Regions from separate parts of the Homo sapiens genome. Here region 2 is linked to region 1. Evidence: read pairs that join two places in POLR2A ChIA-PET (ENCODE). Cell type or tissue: Panc1. All regions are shown on one strand. Each heading gives the region's core, and the rest is flanking DNA. Links, peaks and the distances in the headings are about the cores only. Region 1 overlaps RAP1B (RAP1B, member of RAS oncogene family). Region 2 overlaps NUP107 (nucleoporin 107).

Region 1 (10,387 bases), core at 2,098-7,097:
TAACAAAGCAAAATTACTTGTGCCTTTTAAGCAAATGTTTGGAAGATTATACTCATATGTAGAAATGTAAAGATCAGATTCAGATGATAAAAAAGGCCAAAATGTGGGAAAATTTTGACTAAAGTTGAAAAAGAATGATGTCCTTTTCACAAGCAGAGGGACTCTTCAGTAGGTTTGGTTTATGGTTAGTAGACACAGTTTTTTTTTAGAGTAGACCCTGTAAAAGAATGTGGAGTAAATGGTGGCAGTGGTTTGACCACAACAGTGGTGTCTATTGCTAGAGAAATTAAAAATAAGATATAAGATACTTAACTCTCCTTTTTACAAAAGGCTTCAGATAAAGAGGAAATGGGAGCAAATCCAGAGATTATAGGCACTGTATGGGCTAATGATTTTTTTAGAGATGATGCCTCACTATGTTGTCTAGGCTGGTCTGGAACTCCTGGCCCCAAGCAGTCCTCCCACTCAAGCAAGACTGAAGTAACTGGGACTATAGATGTGAGCTATCATGCCCAGTTGGCAGGCGATTTTTATATGTTATGGTTTATTGTACAATACAAGCTATTCACTGCGTGTTTTATTGTGAGAAGCTCACTAAGTTAGAAAGGTTTTCAGTTTTGTGCAGTATTTTTTTCTGTTCCTATTTCTATTTCTCATAAGCTGGGAAAAACATCATCAGAGTTCATTGGGTGACATCTTACATCTAAAACCTTAAAACTAAGTTGAGATTTATTATCACAAAATAAATTCCCCCATACCTCCACTGAACCCCCCACCACCCATGACTTGATGACTTCAATCATACTCATCCCGTTCCCCAGAGCGCCCTCACTTTCCAAGTGAACTCCCCTATTCCCTAATGATTTATATATCCACTGGTCTGGTTTAAGTATCCACTTAGGAAGCCTTGCCTGGTAGTTCTTTATAGATAGACAATTGTTCTCTTCTCTGCATCCACAGCAAGCACTTTATTCTGTAGACCCTGCTTCATTGTGAGCTAACACAGCGCAAACACTGTGAACATTTTAATTTATAAAACAGAGTGTCTTCTGGGCTTTAATATGTAGTTGTCACATTTGCTTTTCCTCAGATTTCTGGGCCACATAACCTCTGTCACAGTTAAAACTAATATCTCGGCTGGGTGCGGTGGCTCAAGCCTGTAATCCCAGCACTTTGGGAGGCCGAGGCAGGCGGCTCTTGAGGTCAAGAGTTTGAGACCAGCCTGGCCAATGTGGTGAAACCCCGTCTCTACTAAAAAATACAAAAATTAGCCAGGCATGGTGGCGTGTGCTCGTAGTCCCAGCTACTCAGGAGGTTGAGGCAGGAGAATCACTTGAACTTGGGAGGTGGAGGTTGCAGTGAGCTGAGATCGTGCCACTGCACTCCAGCCTGGGCAATACAGTAAGACTCTGTCTCAAAAAAACAAAAAAACTTAACATCTCTAATCTGGTCATTGAAATTGAGGTGTAAAGCAAATTAATGTTTTCTCGTTGCCTCTTGTATCCTCCTCTTCCCGTGTAAGAAATAATAAGGCCCAGTATAAGGTAGTGGAGTAGAGAGAATGGAATTGATTCCAGAAATACCAAGGTAGAATGAATCAGACTTGATAATGGAGTGAAGAGAGAAGAATCCATGACAACTCCCAGGTATACAGCTACCTATTAAAATAATATGCTATTGAAGTCCTTTAGGTGTCTTAAGCACTATAAACACCTAGATAGATATAATTTTAAAAAATAGCAAATTAACATTTACTGGCTACTTCCTATGTGTTACTCATTGTGCTACACATTTTGCATAGGGTAAGTTATTTCATTTGAATCTTTAAGAACTGTAAGAAGTAGATACTTTTATTTCCATTTTCAAATGAGGAAATGAGACACAGTTTAAAATAACGAGACCAAAGCCACTCAAGTAGAACTGATTCCAACCCAGACAATGGGATCTAAAGCCTATACTGAGTCAGTATGCATCCCTGTAGATTTTACTGCTAGTTCAGATGACAGGGAAAAAAGGACATTTTTTTAAGTCACATCTAGAGAATTGGGAGCAGGGAGGAGTTCTACACAAATACAGCCTATTTGGAAAGATCTGATAGAAACTAATAAGGTGATCTTGAGCCTATATTATTATTTTTTTTTTTACCTGTTTTTGAATTGTTGGTCTCTCCTTTTTTAAAAAATCACTTAACTATTTTGCTTATCTCTTGACTCGGCTGAGAAATCTATTAAACTGGTTCTTCTGCATTTGTCAGATTGTTGATAAATTGTTACCCTCTATTCTGTATTCTACCATACATGATCAAATACTGAACTGAAAAGGTAACTATAGAAATAAAGCTGGAAAAGCTAACCTTACGTTGCATGTCAAATTATATGTTGTTGAATATTTCAGGGAGAAAGTTGGTGTGATTAATTGAAAAAACTTGATTTACTAGCAGTATTAATCCATGAAAAGGGCAAGGGAATTTTTTTCTTTCTTGAGGTATTATAAATATGATCAGAATAGAGAAAATGCTATACACAGTTTGATAATCTACAAATTTTGCACTTTCTAGATTTAGAAATCTTGTTCACAGGAGATCTTTCTTGGCAGAATGAGTAAGATTGGAAACATTTTCCATGTGTCCTCATTATGAGAGAGGCAGACAACTCAAAGTAAATATGATAAGCAGTCTTCATTTTAGCAGCTTTCTATTTATTTTATAGTTCCTTGTTAGAAGTTTTATTTTTAAAAGAGGGTAGGAGAGGCAGTGTTTGGGCCCCTTATTTTTTCCTTCAAAAAGAATTTTTAAAGTCTGTCATTGTGTTAAACAGATTCATAACAGGTCCTTCTGACAGTTGAATTAGTTGATTTTATTTGGGAATGAGAAAAGGACACAGTTACCCTCTTTAGCTGTTAAAGTATTACTTTTGGAGTTGGAGATGGAAAGGAGAAATCAAGTATCTTCTCTTCCAGAAAGTGCAGTGGGAGAAGTAATGTTACCTGACTTCAGGAACCAGTATTTAAGGCCTCTTTTTTTGAGACAGAGTCACTCTGTCACCCAGGCTGGAGTGCAGTGGTGCGATCTCGGCTCACTGCAACCTCCGCCTCCTGGGTACAAGCAATTCTCCTGCCTTAGCCTCCCTAATAGCTGGGATTACAGGCGCCCGCCACCTCACCCAGCCAATTTTTGTATTTTGGTAGAGACGGGGTTTCACCATATTGGCCAGGCTGGTCTCGAACTCCTGACCTCAAGCAATCCACCCGCCTCGGCCTCCCAAAGTGCTGGGATTACAGGCATGAGCCAGCGTGCCTGGCCTACTTAGGCCTGTTTTTATAATTTAGGGTCACAGAATTTCAAACTGGGGTTAGGGGGTGAGTGTAGTAGTTAAACAACTTGAGATTGGAGAACTGCTTTTGCAAAATTTCCATTTTGGTTATACCCATGAAATTTTTTTTTTGTTACGAAGTCTTGCTCTGTAGCCCAGGCTTGAGTGCAGTGGCAAAATCTCTACTTACTGCAAATTCCGCCTCCTGGATTCAAGCGATTCTCCTGCCTCAGCTTCCTGAGTATCTGGGACTACAAGCGCCCGCCACCACATTCGAGTATTTTTTTTTTTTGTATTTTTAGTAGAGATGGGGCTTCACCATATTGGCCAGGCTGGTCGCAAACTCCTGACCTCAAGTGATCTGCCCGCCTTGGCCTCCCAAAGTCCTGGTATTACAGGCATGAGCCATGACAGTCAGCTATTTTTTTTGGCATATTTTAAGGGACAGAAATTATGCTTTTTAAATGTTGCTTATTGCTTTTCAAGGATTTGATTCTTATAAGCTACTTCTTCATTTATTAATGAGATTTAAGAAAGAAATCAGGTTACAAAGTTATGAGCAATTGTCTCTGGAACCCAGAAGTTGGTTTTAACACTAGAGTTTCTGCTGCAGGGCATTTTTACTGGACTGTGATTCCTAGAAGGCAAGTATAAGCACTGTTTTTTTGTTGTTTGTTTGTTTTAGAAACAAGTTCTTGCGTCACCCATGATAGAGTGCAGTAATGCAGTCATAGCTCACTGTAACCTCCAATTCGTGGGCTTAAGTGATCCTCCTACCTCATTCTTTTGAGCAGCTGGGACTCTAGGCATGTACCACCACACCCAGCTACTTTATAAATTTTTTGTAGAAGTGTGGTTTTGCTGTGTTGTCCAGAATAGTCTTGAGCAGTCTTCCCACCTCAGCCTCCCAAAATGCTGGGATTGTACAGGTAGGTGTGAGCCACCATGCCTATCCCTGCTGTTTTTTTTTGAGACGGAGTCTCTGTTCAAGCAATTCTCCTGCCTCAGCCTCCGGAGTAGCTGGGATTACAGGTGTGCACCATCATGCCCAGCTAATTTTTGTATTTTTAGTAGCGATGGGGTTTCACCATGTTGGCCAGGCTCATCTCGAACTCCTGACCTCAGGTGATCCACCCACCTCAGCCTCCCAATGTGCTGAGATTCCAGGCATGAGCCACCACACCCGGCCTGTCCCTACTTTTTTTAATGCCAAGATTTGTGTATTTCATCTTCAGTTGGGATTCATGGCATCTGTCAATAATTGATGTGAACTTAAATGGCAATTTACCTATAAAAAGATAACTTACTACTCTTCTTTTAAAAGTCTATATACTTCTGTCATTTGCTGGAAATGAATTATTAGTCTTTATTCAGCAAACATTTATAGACCAAATAGTGGGTACCAAAATAAGTACTACCCTGCAGCTGCTTGATGATGGTAATAACTAACATGTAAATCTTTAATAAACAGTGTACATTCTTAATCTGTCCATCAACTCGGTACAGTCAGTATTGTTGTCCGTATTTCACAGATTAAGACACCAGCCTAGAGGCCGAGTGCAGTGGCTCACGCCTGTAATCCCAGCACTTTGGGAGGCCCAGGCGGGTGGATCACCTTAGGTCAGGAGTTTAGGATAAGCCTGGCCATCATGGTGAAACCCCACCTCTACTAAAAATATAAAATTAGCCAGGTGTGGTGGCACGCACCTGTAATCCCAGCTGCTCGGGAGGCTGAGAGAGGAGAATCAGTTGAACCAGGGAGGCTGAGGTTGCAGTGAGCTGAGATCACACACCACTGCACTCCAGCCTGGGTGACAAGAGTAAAACTCCATCTCAAAAAAAAAAAAAAAAAAAAAAAAAAAAACAAGATGCCAGCCTAGAAATAAATGACCACCCCCCTGGTAAATTACGTAGCTAGTTTTGGTCTCCTTATTTCCAGATTTCATGTTTTATCACCCTGAGCTCCAAAGATGATACAGTATTTACTTTTAAGTGTATAAGGAAAAACTGAGTTTGGGCCTCAAACCAGCCCCAGGATTTCTTTATTTACCAATTATGAACTAGCCTCACTCAGTTCAGGAAGTCTCTTAAAATGTCAGTTATTTGGTTTCATCTTCTTAAAATGTAGAATTGCTTTATGTTATTTAAATATGGGTCCTTTTTTTTAATGAGTTAATTTGTTTGCTTTTCAAGATAATTTTGGATTCAAAGTTTTTAAGGTAACCTGGGATGCAAATTTTGCTAACTGGATTAATACAAATTTAAGTTTTTAAAATTCCATTGTTCAACTGTGTTTTATCCTGGATAGGATTAAAGCAGTCTTTAAAGGTAATCTGTTGTTGGCTTTAATGTTTTATAGTACAGTCTGGTGACACTTGGCTCACTAGTCCACATTTTTTGTATATTTGGTATATAGATTTTTTCCTTGGTAGTCACTTGTTTTTAACTTCTTTTTATATTTTACTTCCCAGTCTTAATCTCTGTAACCAATTTGTATAATCCCTTATACAGTTAGTCTCTTTATTTGTGGTATTATTTGAAGAGAAGTGTGTTTCCTGAGAGAGGATGTCATGTCCGTGCCCTAATTTTTAGTTACATGGCTTTTATTTGCATAAATAGCATGCGAGAAGGTAAAGGAAAATGTGGTTGCATCTTGTCCTGGTTGAGTGCCCACTAGTCTTAATGGATTTTCCCAGTTGTGCATACTTTAGGAGTAAGGATGTTGTCTTACGTTTATTTTCACTCCTTTTTAAAATGTGTATTGTTTTTGAAAGATAATGACTCCAAAATATCTATAATATCAAACAACCATTATGAAGTTAGAGAAATAATATTTAGATTATATTAAATTTTATTACCAGTGCAATTTATTTTTTTATAGTAATTAAGGAATCTAACTTTTTTTTGTTTTTTGAGACAGAGTCTCACTCTGTATGCCTAAGCTGGAGTGCAGTGGCGCAATCTTGGCTCACTGCAGCCTCGGCCTTCCAGGTTCAAATGATTCTCCTGCCTCAGCCTCCTGAGCACCTGGGATTACAGGCATGCACCACCAAACCCGACTGATTTTTGTATTTTTTAGTATAGACGGGGTTTCACCATGTTGGCCAGCTAGTGTCGAATTCCTCACTTCAAGTGATCTGCCTGCCTCGGCCCCGCAAAGTGCTGGGATTACAGACATGAGTCACCACGCCCAACCTAAGATGCTTTTAAAATTCCATTTATGTTTAATTCTTCAAAGTCTGGTACATGTAACATTATTATAACAAAACATTTTATAATTGAAAGGGACTTTAGGGATCTAGTCGAGAAGTCAAAAACTGCTGGACCAGGGTTCAGAGCTCTTATCTCTCAAATTGATTTTGTTGGTTTATACAATATTCATAATTTTTAGAATTCAAATGACTTTACCCGTAAAGCATTCACTCCCTACTTGACCACAGTCTATGTTATTACCTAATAAGACCTTAACTGCTTCAAGCGTTTACATGGTTACCTGGCTGATGTAAGTCATCTGAGTGTTCAGTATTTCCCCTTTCCCTCATTCCATCTTTTTGTAGACAAGGAATCTGGAAACCAAGAATTAAGTGATTTATCTCAAAATATACGACTTTTTAAATAGAGCTTCTTAAATTCAAAGTTAATGTTACTTTCTACAGCTTGTTGTCTCCTTAGAAAATAGTACAAGGTAATACGTAATCAAGTCCTAAAGTATTTGGTATAACTTGTCATGAAGGAGAATGATCACTGTGGGCTGAGTTAGTGCAAGAATGCTTCAGAGACATTTCCTTGACACTAACCTCCTAAGAACTGCATCTTGAGATATGCTGCCCTGATCTGTGTTGTTTTTGCTACACAGCTGAGGAAAAGAGGTACATATCCTCCTCTAAAGAGCTGGCACAGGAACTCACCAAAGGGCATTTTGTACATATTGAAAAACAGCACCTCATAAGACCAACTACATTTAGACTTCTCCAGAAATCCCATTTATGCCCCTTTTTGCAGAGGAAGGGGCTGGATTGACTCCCAAATCCAAATTTAACTTCAGCCACAAACTAATTAGCATGTCACCCCACCAAAGATTTTTTTTTTTTTTTGGGAGACTGAGTCCTGCTCTGTGCTAGGCTGGAGTGCAGTGGCACAATCTCAGCTCACTGTAGCCTCTGCCTCCTGGGTTCAAGCGATTCTCCTGCCTCAGCCTCCTGAGTAGCTGGGATTACAGGCATGCACCACCACAACCGGCTAATTTTTGTATTTTTAGTAGAGATGGGGTTTCACCATGTTGGTCAGGATGGTCTCCATCTCCTGACCTCGTGATCCACCCACCTCAGCCTCCCAGAGTGCTGGGATTACAGGCATGAGCCACCATGCCCGGCCCAAAGATGATTTTTTAAATGCTCAACAGGACAAAGCCTAATGGTAGTCTTTTGTTAAAAACAAAATTTAATATCAATCCATTGACAGGACTCTTTGTGTACTGAGCTATATAGTAATTTCACCTTAATAGAAGTTCTTCATAACCACCCCATATAAAACCATCCATTCTTATCTCTTTTTTTTTTCTCCATACTGCTTATCACAGCTGACACTTTATACTGACTTTGTTTCCCCCTCTATACCCTTTACTCCAGATTATAAATTCTGAGGACAGGGTCTTTCTTTCACTGCTTTATATTCCCACTGCCTAGAATAGTGCCTAACATATATTAGGTACTCATTATATATTTATTGATGTCAAATATTGATTGCTGTATTATAGTAGTGTTAATGGAAGGTGTCATTTCTTAGATTTTCTTTTCTGACCAGCACAGTTCTTGGGTTGATGGAGTATGTCCTCAATAAATCTCAGCATCAAATAAACAAGAATTTTCTTTTTAATACATAAATTTGTCATTTTGTTACGCTTTTTAGTTTCCTCAGTGATTTTTTAGAATAATTCTTGTTCATAATTTGGATCAGTAATATCTACAGTTGAATCTTAGGAAGAATGTTATAGGCAATCCAGAATGTTGGATAATTAAATCAGTTATTTGCATTTTGATGTGTAATATAGTGAACACATTTAGACAAAAAAAAAGCTACCCCATAAGACCAGTTTTTATTTTCTTTGATTCATGTCTTCAGGATTTTCTGTTAACTCAGAATTATTATAGCATTCATTATTGTTTTGTGAAAATACTAGTTAATAATCTCCGGTTAATGAAATAATTATCTTAGATAAATTTACTGAACTTAATGTAGAATATGTTTTTTGTTTCGTTTTGTTTTTGAGACAGGGTCTCACTTGTCACCCAGGCTGGAGTGCAGTGGCACAAACATGGGTCACTGCAGCCTCGACTCCTGGGCTCGAGTGATGCTCCCACCTCAGCCTCTCAAGTAGCTGGGACTACAGGTGTGTGCCACTACACTTGGCTAATTTTCATATTTTTTGTAGAGACGGGGTTTCACCATGTTGCCCGGGCTGGTCTTGAACTCCTCCTGAGTTAAAGCAGTCTGCTTGTCTCTGTCTGCCAGAGTGCTGGCATTATAGGCATGAGCCACCACCCCCTTCTTCCACTTTCATTTCAAACAGTTATGAAGCAGCCACTGAAACCGGACTCTCGACAATGCCAAAGGAGGTTTTGTTTTCTTGTCTTTCCATGTCTTTGCTGTGGTTTGCTCTGAAACTAGAATTAAACAGCTTTTTAAATTGATAAAAAAGAACCAATGCAAATAAAACTACGGTCTGTAGAGTAAATGGAAAAAGTTGTAGAAGTAATAATAAACTACTTTTAAACAAATGAGTAAGGTAGTAGATATTTTGCAAGAAGTAAATAGCCAAGTGTAAAAGCTGTCAGTTACTTTCATCAATCAGGTTAGTTGCAGTCACGCAAATTTTAGGTGATTATATAAGGAACTCAAATTAGGAATCTTTAAATGTAAATGACCTAATACTAAAAACTACCCAAAAAATATATTCAAAGATAAATAGAAGAAATACTTATGCATTTGAAAAAATCGATGCATTCCACAGTTCCTCTGAATCAAAGGTAAAAAAAAAAAACAGTGTAGAAAATACTTTGAACAGTAGTGGAATTTTTAGTATTTTGATAGCTTTCTTTAGAAATTTAATTGATTTTCTTCATCTGTAATCTTAGATTGTGTTGGAGAGGCAGTGTGAATCATGCATAAAGTTTATAATTGTGTATGTGCCTACATGATGTAGAAATTGCACCTTTTGGCTGATGAAGTATCGTATAGTTGCACTGTTGATAACATTAAGTTCATTTCGCATATATGCTACAGTCTTTTCTGTTTAACGCGTTGAGTAAAATGAAGATCCAGGAGTCCCTCATTAGTTGGTATAATTGGTTAATTCATAGACTAAAGATGAATACAAATGTACTACATTTGCAGATTAACTCATACATAGGCATATTATTGTTAACTAGCAATTCTTAACTGTACAGATAGTTTCAAACTGCATCCAGTTTTTACAAATAAATGCTCTTGTTTATAAGGAATACCATAAAGAGAGCACATGTAAATGAAGAAAATCTTGTCACTTATACTGGAAATTCAAGCGAGAATGATATTAAAAAAAAAGTTGTTAAAGGCAACACAAGAAGTTAAATGAAACTGAGTTAGCAATGAGAGATATTGGCTAATTTACTGTGCCTAAAATTATGGTGCTATTGGTCTACTGTATAATTATTATTTTTAATGTCCAGAATGTGTAATACAAGGGCCAGAACTTCCTCCTGGACTCAATTTTATAAATTCTCGATTAGTTGGTGAGGCCAATAAGGATACTTTTTCTCGTCTAATTTGGTTTCTGGGAAAGCTTCGTTCAAGTCCTCAGTGGTCATCTGATCAAATGGAATTAAGTTCTTCATCTTCTCCATCTGTTTCTCATATTCTACAATCCTGGCCTTTGAGAGAGACACCCACTCAGCACAAGATTTCACATCTTTTTCTTCGGCATCCACCTGCGCAGTATATTTATCCTCTGGCACGGGAACCTTCAGGGCATTAAACTTCTTAAAGTCATCCACCAAACCGGCCTTGGCCACGTTGGCCTTGTAGTAAGCCCAGTCGAT
Region 2 (10,387 bases), core at 2,677-7,676, 71 kb after region 1:
TTTATATTAGAGAGTTAGAGGTAAAAGTCCCTTTTTATCCCACTGACTATTTAGTGTAACAGTTTTGGTATGTATCCTACCAGACATTTTTCTATGCATCTTTATAGATACATACATATATATAAACATACACTCACATACTTGTATACACACACACATTTGTTTTTTAACATATAATATGATTTCATTTATACATTATACTGAGAGTTTGTTTGTTTTTTTTTTTTGAAATGAAGTTTCACTCTGTCACCCAGGTTGGAGTGCAGTGGCACGATCATGGCTCACTGCAACCTCCGCCTCCTGGGTTCAAGTGATACTTCTGCCTCAGCCTCCCGAGTAGCTGGGACTACAGGCTTGTGCCACCACGCCTGGCTAATTTTTGTGTTTTTAGTAAAGATAGGGTTTCACTGTATTGACCAGGCTGGTCTCGATCTCCTGACCTTGTGATCCGCCCACCTCAGCCTCCCACAGTGCTGGGATTACAGGTGTGAGCCACTGTGCCCGGCTTATACTGAGAGTTTTAAAATTATTATTTCTTAGATTTTTTAAAATTTATGTAGGTTTTTACCATATTTTTTCATAGTATGTCAGAGTATAAATGTACTGTAATTTTTTGAGACATTCAGCCGGACATATTTAGGTTGTTACTGGTATTTTTGCTGTAGCCATTAATAATGCAGTAAATAGTTTGGTGTAGAGGCACATGCCTGTGGTCCCAGCAACTTGTCAGGCTAAGGCCAGAGGATCACTTGAGCCCAGGAGTTCAAGGCTACGGTGAGCTACAACCATACTACTGCACTCTAGCCTGGGCAACAGAGTGAGATCCCGTTTCTAAAAAATAAAAAAAAAGTGCAGTGAATGTTTTTCTTCATACATATATATGTGTGTGAGAGAAATTCTGGACAAGTAAACACCATTCTTTTGCCCTTAGGATTCAATGCTGTCTTCTACAGCCTCCAGGCCTGGGATCCTGAAAGGACCTTGGGTGGTAAAACTGGCCTTGGCTGGATTGAGGGTTTGGGGAAGAAACATGCAAATAGCCTCAGATGTTTTTTAAATGCAGCAAGTAACATTTCTGGATGAGACTTATTTCCAAAATAAACCAGCTATATCTGTTTTGAAAAAATATGTACACATATATGCCTGTTAAATCATCAAGATCAGATGCCTTTTTGGGGTTTAACTTCTTTATATTTTCTGTTTTTAAAAGTAATTCTTTTTTTTTTTTAAGAGATAGGGTCTTGCTCTATTGCCCAGGCTGGAGTGCAGTGGCGTGATCTCAGCTCACTCCAACCTCCACCTCCCGGGTTCAAGCGATTCTCATGCCTCAGCCTCCCTAGTAGCTGGGATTACAGGCATGCACCACCACACCCGGCTAATTTTTGTACTTTTAGTAGAGACAGGGTTTTAACCATGTTGTCCAGGCTGGTCTTGAACTCCTAGCTTCAAGTGATCCACCTGTTTTGGCCTCCCAAAGTGCTGAGATTACAGACGTGAGCCACCGTGCCTCGCCCAAAAGTAATTCATATTTGAAGCAAGTATATATAGTTAAAAAAGGAGATAATGTATATTTATAATAAATATTTTATGTATATCTGTTAGACTGCTTTTTTTTTTCTTTTGTTTCTTTTTCTTTTTTGGGGGGTGGCCAGCACGGCGGGGACATGGTCTCACTTTGTCTCACAGGCCAGAGTGCAGTGGCATGATCATAGTTCACTGCAGCCTCGAACTCTTGGGCTCAAGTGAGCCTCCTGCCTCAGCCTCCCAAGTAGCGAGGACTACAGGTGTGTACCACCATGCCTGGCTAATTTCTTTTTTATATTTTATAGAGATGGGGTGTCTTACTATGTTGCCCAGGCTGGTCTCAAACTCCAAGGCTACTTTTTCACTTAAAATATTTTTTAATATCTTTCCAATCTTTTAATTTGTTTATCCCACAAATACTTCATTCCAAATGCACATGTAGGAAGACTGTCATATTTGGCTATTTATTGAGCTCACTTACTAGTTTTAATAGGTTTCCTCTGGTTTTCCAGGCAATTCTGTTATCTACAAGTAGTGATGACTTTGACTGTTTTTCCATACTTTTTGCTAACTTAATTCTTTTCCTGGTTTTATTATGTTAGTTAGACTTTTCAAAGTAAAGTTGAATAATAATGAACTCTTACTCCTCATCTTCTGGATTTTAAAGGGAGTATCTCACTTTACAGTTAAGTATAGTCAGCCGAAATTCCTTATATGTGGGTTCCACATCCATGAATTTAACCAACTGCAGATCAAAAGTATTCTTTAAAAAAAAAAAAAAAAAAAAGAATCACCAAGAAGCAGCTTCTCTGTTCCTTCTCGAATCTCCGCCTAGCTCAGCCTGCCTGCCTTCACTCCTGCCTCCACCATGTCCATCAGAGTGACCCAGAAGTCCTTCAAGGTGTCCAACTCTGGCCCAAGGGCCTTCAGTAGCCATTCCTACATGTGTGGGCCCAGTGCCTGCATCAGCTCCTCGAGCTTCTCCCGAATGGGCAGCAGCAGTTTCCGGGGTAGCCTGGGTGGAGACTTTGGCAGGGCCAGTGGTAGGGGAGGCATCACCCCAGTCACGGTCAACCAGAGCCTGCTGAGCCCCCTTAACCTGGAGGTGGACCCCAACATCCAAGCTGTGTGCACCCAGGTGAAGGAGCAGATCAAGACCCTCAACAACAAGTTTGCCTCCTTCATTGACAAGGTACAGTTCCTGCAGCAGCAGAACAAGATGCTGGAGACCAAGTGGAGGCCCCTGCAGCGGCAGAAGACGGCTCAGAGCAACATGGACAACATGTTCGAGAGCTACATCAACAAACTTCTGCTGGCAGCTGTACACTCTGGGCCAAGAGAAGCTGAAGCTGGAGGTGGAACTTGATAACATGCAGGGGCTGGTGGAGGACTTCAAGAACAAGTACGAGGATGATATCAAAAAGCATACAGAGATGGAGAATGAATTTGTCCTCATCAAGAAGGATATGGATGAAGCTTACAAGAACAAGGTAGAGCTGGAGTCTCACCTGGAAGGGCTTACTGAAGAGATCAGCTTCCTCAGGCAACTGTATGAAGAGGAGATCCGGGAGCTGCAGTCCCAGATCTCGGACACATCTGTGGTGCTGTCCATTGACAACAGTCGCTCCCTGGACATGAACAGCATCATCGCTGAGGTCAAGGCACCGTACGAGGAGATCGCCAACCACAACCAGGCTGAGGCTGAGAGCATGAGATCAAATATGAGGAGCTGCAGACGCTGGCTTGGAAGCATGGGATGACCCGTGGTGCACAAAGACTGAGATCTCCAAGATGAACAGGAACATCAGTCGGCTCCAGGATGAGATTGAGGGCCTCAAAGGCCAGAGGGCTTCCCTGGAGGCCGCCATCGCAGATGCTGAGCAGCATGGGGAGCTGGCAGTTAAGGATGCCAACACCAAGCTGTCCAAGCTGGAGGTGGGCGGGCCAAGCAGGACATGGCACGGCAGCTGCGGGAGTACCAGGAGCTGATGAACTTCAAGCTGGCCTTGGACATCAAGATCACCACTTAAAGGAAGCTGCTGGAGGATGAGGAGAGCCAGCTGGAGTCTGGGATGCAGAACATGAGTATCCATACGAAGACCACCAGCGGCTATTCAGGTGGTCTGAGCTCGGCCTATGGGGGCCTCATAAGCCCTGGCCTCAGCTACAGCCTGGACTCCAGCTTTGGCTCTGGTGCGGGCTCCAGTTCCTTCAGCTGCACCAGCTCCACCAGGGCTGTGATTGTGAAGATCGAGACCCACGATGGAAAGCTAGTGTCTGAGTCGTCTGATGTACTGACCAAGTGAACAGCCGTGACAGCCCCTTCTAGCCTACCCCTTCTGCGGCTGCCCCAGAGAGGCTGCTGTCCAGAGGAGCACAGGGAACAGGAGACCCACCTGAGGCTCAGCCCTAGCCCTCTGCCCACCCGTGGGGGGAGTTTACTGCCTGGGGTACCCCCCTTGCCCATGCCTACAGCTACAAAACAATGCAATTTTTTTTTCCAAAATAAAACCTCAGCTAGCTCTGCCAACTGTCAAAAAAGAAAAAAAAAATGGTCCAGGTGTGGAGGCTCATGCCGGTAATCCCAACACTTTGGGAGGTCAAGGTGGAAGGCTCAGTTTAGCCCAGAGTTCAAGAGCAGCCTGGGCAAGATAGCAAGACCCAGTCTCTGCAAAAAGTGACAAACTTAGCCGGGCATGGTGGTGCATGCCTAGTCCCATCTACATGTGAGGCTGAGATGGGAGGATCGCTTGTGCCCAGGAGGTCAAGAATGTAGTGAGCTGTAATTGTGCTACTGCACTCCAGCCTGGGTGACAGAGCGAGACCCTGTCTCAAATAAAAGATCATTGGGTTTGTACTGAATATGTGCACATGTTTTTAATCTTTATTCCCTAAGTGATATAATATAACAACTATTTACATATGTAGCATTTACATTATATTAGATATTATACATAATCTAGAGATGATTTTGTTGTTGTTGTTGTTCATTATTTTTTTATCACAGCCAGGTCCAATAGAGATGATTTAAAATATACTACAGCATTTTGGCTGGATGAGGTGGCTCATGCCTGCGATCCCAGCACTTTGGGAGGCCGAGGCAGGTAGACTGCTTGAGGCCAGGAATTTGAAATCAGCCTGGCCAACATGGTGAAACCCGTCTCTACTAAAAATACAAAAATTACCCAGGTGTGGTGGCAGGCACCTCCCTTCTTCTTGGGAGGCTGAGGCATGAGAATCACTTGAGCCCAGGAGGCAGAGGTTGCAATGAGCTGAGATCAGGCCCACTGCACTCCAGCCTGGATGACAGAGTAAGACTCTGTCTCAAAAAATAAATAAATAATTAAATAAAATATACTACAACATTTTATATAAGGGCCTTGAACATCCACAGATTTTGGTATCCACGAGGGGTCCTGGAGCCAATCCCCCATGGATACCAAGGGACGACTATATGTTTGCTAGAGGTTTCAGTTAGTCTAACTTATGAGGATATATATATTTTTTACATCAAAATGGCAAGGTAAAATTTATGAAGATATTTTTATGAAATATTCTGGTACCTGTCAAGAAGTCCATGTAGCTTTTCTCCTTTAACCCATGGATAAAATGGATTAATTAATTAATTTGACCCATTCTTGAACTGGTCACAATATATTATCCTTTTAATATACTGCTTAGTATTACTTGCTAATATTTGTATTAAATTGTCTTTTAAAGTCAGTTGTAAGAGCCTTGGATTGCTCTTAGCTTTTATTACTTATCAACTTCTATATAGACTATAAAGGATTTTAACGTTTTTAAATGTTTAGTTTCTAACATGTAACAGGGCTGTATTCAGCCCTGTATTACAGTTTTTTTTTTTTTATTTTGGGATGGAGTCTCACTCTGTCACCCAGGCTGGAGTGCAGTGGCGTGATCTCAGCTCACTGCAACCTCTGCCTCGTGGGTTCAAGTGATTCTCGTGCCTTAGCCTCCGAGTAGCTGGGATTACAGGCTTGCGTCACCACGCCCAGCTAATTTTTGTATTTTTAGTAGAGATGTGGATTCACCATTTTGGCCAGACTGGTCTCGAACTCCTGACCTCAAGTGATCTGCCTGCCTCGGCCTCCCAAAGTGCTGGGATTACAGGTGTGAGCCACCATGCCTGGCCTATTAAAGTTTTTTGTTTGTTTTATTTTGTGTTTATTTTTCCCCAAAACACCATCTCTGGGAAAATGGAATTTTAAATTTCAAGTGTAAAGAATCAATATACCAGGTAAGAGCAGCTACAATTGATGTAGCAGTTTGGAATTTACACAATAGATACCTTTCAATGATGAATATACAGATTTACTATGTGGTAAAATGTTTATGTATAGATGATTAACTGTACTTGTTTCATACTGGCTTTTTATCTTTCTATTAAAATAATATTTCTTAACAGCATCTTCTTTTCATTCTGTTTATCCTTTTAATATTTTTCATAATAGGCTGTTAATGCCAGTGAAAAAACAGTTGTGGAAGCGTTATTTCAGAGGGATTCACTTGTTCGACAAAGTCAGGTATGACTAGAATTTAAAATTTTTTTTTATGAAACATGGAGAAAAGGTTAATGACATGCAAAGTACTGAAGTGTTTTTTAACTTAAAACTGTTTTCTGAATTTTTTTTCTACTTGATCTTTTTATTTGCAATTAAAAGGAATTAGAAACCTTATTCTTTGATTTTTAAGTAATAGCCCTAGTATTTTCAGGAATAGCCTGTTAAAAACGATTATTCCTATAGAAAATTTTATTCTTTTGCCATAATATTTATTTATCTTAAAGTAAAAATAGTGTTTGGAAAAATTGTTACTTGATATTTTTAAAATCAGAAACTTCACGCCTGTAATCCCAGCACTTTGGGAGGCCAGGGCAGGCAGATCTCGAGGTCAGGAGATCGAGACCATCTGGCTAACAGTGAAACCCCGTCTCTACTAAAAATAAAAAAAAAATTAGCTGGGTGTGGTGGTGGGCGCCTGTAGTCCCAGCTACTTGGGAGGCTGAGGCAGGAGAATGACGTGAACCCAGGAGGCAGAGCTTGCAGTGAGCCGAGATTATGCCACTGCACTCCAGCCTGCACGACAGAGTGAGACTCTTTCTCAAAAAAAAAAATAAAAAATCTGAAACTGTTTGAATTAAGGGTAGTAGTACCACTACAAATAAAACACAAATAGATTTGGTAGTTAACACTAATTTATTTTTTTCTTTCTTTCTTAGCTGGTGGTAGATTGGTTAGAGAGTATTGCCAAAGATGAAATTGGAGAATTTTCTGATAATATTGAGTTTTATGCAAAATCAGTATATTGGTAAGTTACCAAACTTTAATTCTTAAGGTCACTCAATGTTGATATTGTTCATTCATCTTTCAATAAGTATTATTCAGTTTTTACTTTGTTCACACTACTTTGTTCACACTACTTTGTTTGGTGTGTGAGCAAAACAAATAAAGGCTTTGCCTTTATGGAATTTATAATTGTTTAAGAGAGTTAGATAGCTGATTTGCAAATATACAGTTGGCCCTCTGAGTTTGTGGGTTTCGCATCCATGGATTGAACAAACTGCAGATCAGAAATAATTGGAATAAAACAAGCCGGGTGTGATGGCTCACGCCTGTAATCCCAGCACTTTGGGAGGCCAAGGTGGGGGATCACGAGGTCAGGAGTTCCAGACCAGCCTGACCAACATGGTAAAACCCTGTCTCTGCTAAAAATACAAAAATTAGCCGGGTTTGGTGACGCACACCTGTAATCCCAGCTACTTGGGAGGCTGAGGCAGGAGAATCGCTGAAATCCAGGAGGTGGAGGTTGCAGTGAGCCGAGTTCATGCCATTGCACTCCAGCCTGGGCGACAGAGCAGGCCGTCTTAAAAAAAAAAAAAAAAAACAGAAAAGAAATAATTGGAATAAAACAATAAAAATAACAAGATAAAAAAAGTAATACAAATTTAAAAATATAGTATAATAGTTATTTGCATAACATTTACGTTGTATTAGGTATTCTAAGTAATCGAGATGATATAAAGTATATGGGAGAACATGTGTAGGTTATATACAAATAATACAATATTTTATGTAAAGGATCTGAGCACCCTTGGATTTTGGTATCCAAGTAGGGTCCCCTATGGATACCAAGAGACAAATGTATATTCTGTTGGGTATTCCGAGCTTTGGGGAAAAAAATGAATTAGAGGCTCGGCGCTGTGGTTCACACCTGTAATCCCAGCACTTTGGGAGGCTGAGGCGGGTGGATCACGAAGTCAGGAGATCAAGACCATCCTGGCTAATGCGGTAAAACCCATCTCTACTAAAAATACAAAAAATTAGCCAGGCGTGGTGGCGGGCGGATCACGAAGTCAGGAGATCAAGACCATCCTGGCTAATGCGGTGAAACCCATCTCTACTAAAAATACAAAAAATTAGCCAGGCGTGGTGGCGGGCGCCTGTAGTCCCAGCTACTTGGGAGGCTGAGGCAGGAGAATCGCTTGAACCCAGGAGGCAGAGGTTGCAGTGAGCCGAGATTGCGCCACTGCACTCCAGCCTGGGTGACAGAGTGAGACCCTGTCTCAAAAAATAAATAAATAAATAAAATAAAAGTAACTCAGAAGGGAGATTGTTTTTAAAGTAGGAGATCCTGAATTCTGTATTTAAATACTGATATGACAGGAGCTTGAACCTGGGAGGCAGAGCTTGCAGTGAGCCAAGATCGCTCCACTGCACTCCAGCCTGGGTGACAGAGCGAGACTCCACCTCAAAAAAAAAAAAAAGGATTAGAATTAATGGATAGATACGACAGGGAGTCCTACTTTAAATTGAAGAGAAGGCTTTTCTAAGGTAGTAAGAGACTTTTATGAAATAAAGGCAGCCAGCCATGCAAAAATCTGGGGGATAACTATTCTGAGCAGGAAAACAAACTGGAATGACCCAGAGAACGTAAAGTGTTTGCACAAAGAAGCCAGTGGGAACACAGCAAGGAAAAGAATGGTAGAAAACAAGACTGGAGGAAGCCAGATATAGGGCTTTTACAGGCAGACAAATGTAACTATTCTGGACTTTATTCTAAATGTGATGGGAAACCTTGAGAATAGAAGAATGACATGGTCCAATTTATGTTTTCAAACAATCACCTGCCTGCTTTTTTCTTAATAAGATTATTGATCATATCAGAAGATGATCTTCTGATTGTCAAGAAGACACTTCTGTCCTGTTTTCAGCTACTTGTGTGGGTTTGTTTTGTTTTGTCTTGCTTTTGCTTACACTCTTCAGTACTTCTAAATTATTATAGGCCCTTGAAGCCAGAAACCTCCCCTAAGTTAAAGGGACAGTTTATTTTAAGTCTTGCAAAAGATTTTTAAAAGGTCAGATTGTGGCTGGGCATGGTTTAAGACTTGCAAAAGATTTTTAAAAGGTCAGATTGCGGGCAGGTACAGTGGCTCACACCTGTAATCCTAGCACTTTGGGAGGCCAAGGCAGGTGGATCACCTGAGATCAGGAGTTCAAGAGCAGTCTGGCCAACATGGTAAAACCGCATCTCTACTAAAAATACAAAAATTAGCCAGTCGTGGTGGCGGGCACCAGTGAGCCAAGATCACGCCATTGCACTCCAGCCTGGGTAAAAAGAGCAAAACTCCATCTCAAAAAAAAAAAAAAAAAAAAAAAAAGTCAGATTGCCAGATTGCCTTTGAATTCAGTAATATGTGTACAAAGTCTGTAAGTCAATTATATATTTTCTCTGCTTAGCTAGGAAATTACTGCTACTAAGCATTTGTTAAAAATTAAATCTTAAGTGGATGTGATTTTTTTTCTGAAAGGAAGTTTTCATTTTCAGAAAATAAGTTTTTTTTTTTGTTTTTTGTTTTTTGTTTTTTTTTTTTAGTTAAAATGCCCTGTTGGGTTTTTACAATTTTTAATGAGTTAATCTCCTTTTTTTTGCTGATCAGCGGAACAGAACAGAGAACCCCACAATAGATTCACACTGATATGGTCATTTGGTTTTCAACAAGGACATCAAAGCAATCCAGCAGGGAATGGAATGCCTTTTTTACAAACTGCAGAAAAATGATATCTATGAGAAAGAAGATTAACCTTGATGGCTCCCTCACTCCATACCCAACAATTAATTCAAGATGTGTCATAGTCCTAAATGTAGAAGCTAAAAACCATAAAGCTTTTAAAGAAAAGCATAGGAAGATATCCTAGTAACTTGAGAATAGATAGATGTATCTTAGCTCATAGAAAGCAATAATCAGGCAAAAAAATTGGTTTGACTTTATCAAAATTAAAAATGTATCATTAAAAAAACACCATTGGCCAGACATGGTGGCTCACACCTGTAATCCTAGCACTTTGGGAGGCTGAGGCAGAAGGATTACTTGAGGCCGGGAGTTCAAGACCAGCCAGGGGAACACAGTGAGACCCCCATCTCTACAAAAATATTAAAATGTTAGCAGGGCATGGTGGCGCGTGTCTGTAGTCCCAGCTACTCAGGAGACTGAAATGGGAGGATCACTTGAGTCCGGGAGGTCGAGGCTGCAGTGAGTCATGATTGTGCCACTGCACTTTAGCCTCGGCAACAGAGCGAGACCCTGTCTCCAAAAAAAAAAAAAAAAAACCCACCATTAAGAAAATAAATGGGAGCAAGCCACAGACTGGGATGTGTAGTTCATAAAGAACTATAACTCAATAGTAGAAAGATAATCCTAGTAAAAAGGGCAAAAATTTGAACTGATACATCACGAAACCAGATAGATGAATGGCCAATAAGGACATGAAAAAGCCCTCAACACCATTAGTCATCTGAGCTAAAATGTACTTCTGTATTAAGGATTTTTGCATGTTTTTACTGG

The links. ChIA-PET counts read pairs that join two places held together with the same protein. Peaks named below come from ENCODE experiments on the same cell type or tissue, not always from the same donor. Only the 100,000 strongest peaks of a DNase experiment are listed, where the experiment ranks them.
Region 2: POLR2A ChIA-PET joins it to region 1 with 8 read pairs; 3 of 35 experiments call an interaction of 5 or more read pairs at or near these places.

What each region holds. Positions count from the first base shown.
Region 1 is chr12:68,632,454-68,642,840 of GRCh38, forward strand. The region is part of intron 1 of RAP1B (RAP1B, member of RAS oncogene family); the gene reads left to right. It also overlaps the pseudogene ATP5PDP4. Among named protein-coding and RNA genes, the nearest start is that of SNORA70G, 10 kb to the left of the region's middle. RefSeq lists enhancers at 3,999-4,118, 8,703-8,832. In Panc1, for the core only: no CTCF peak of the experiment used is centred there; no DNase peak of the experiment used is centred there; H3K27ac peaks cover 2,095 bases.
Region 2 is chr12:68,703,242-68,713,628 of GRCh38, forward strand. NUP107 (nucleoporin 107) reads left to right here. Exons shown (of 28, transcript NM_020401.4): 9 at 5,997-6,068; 10 at 6,764-6,852. It also overlaps the pseudogene KRT8P39. Among named protein-coding and RNA genes, the nearest start is that of NUP107, 21 kb to the left of the region's middle. In Panc1, for the core only: no CTCF peak of the experiment used is centred there; no DNase peak of the experiment used is centred there.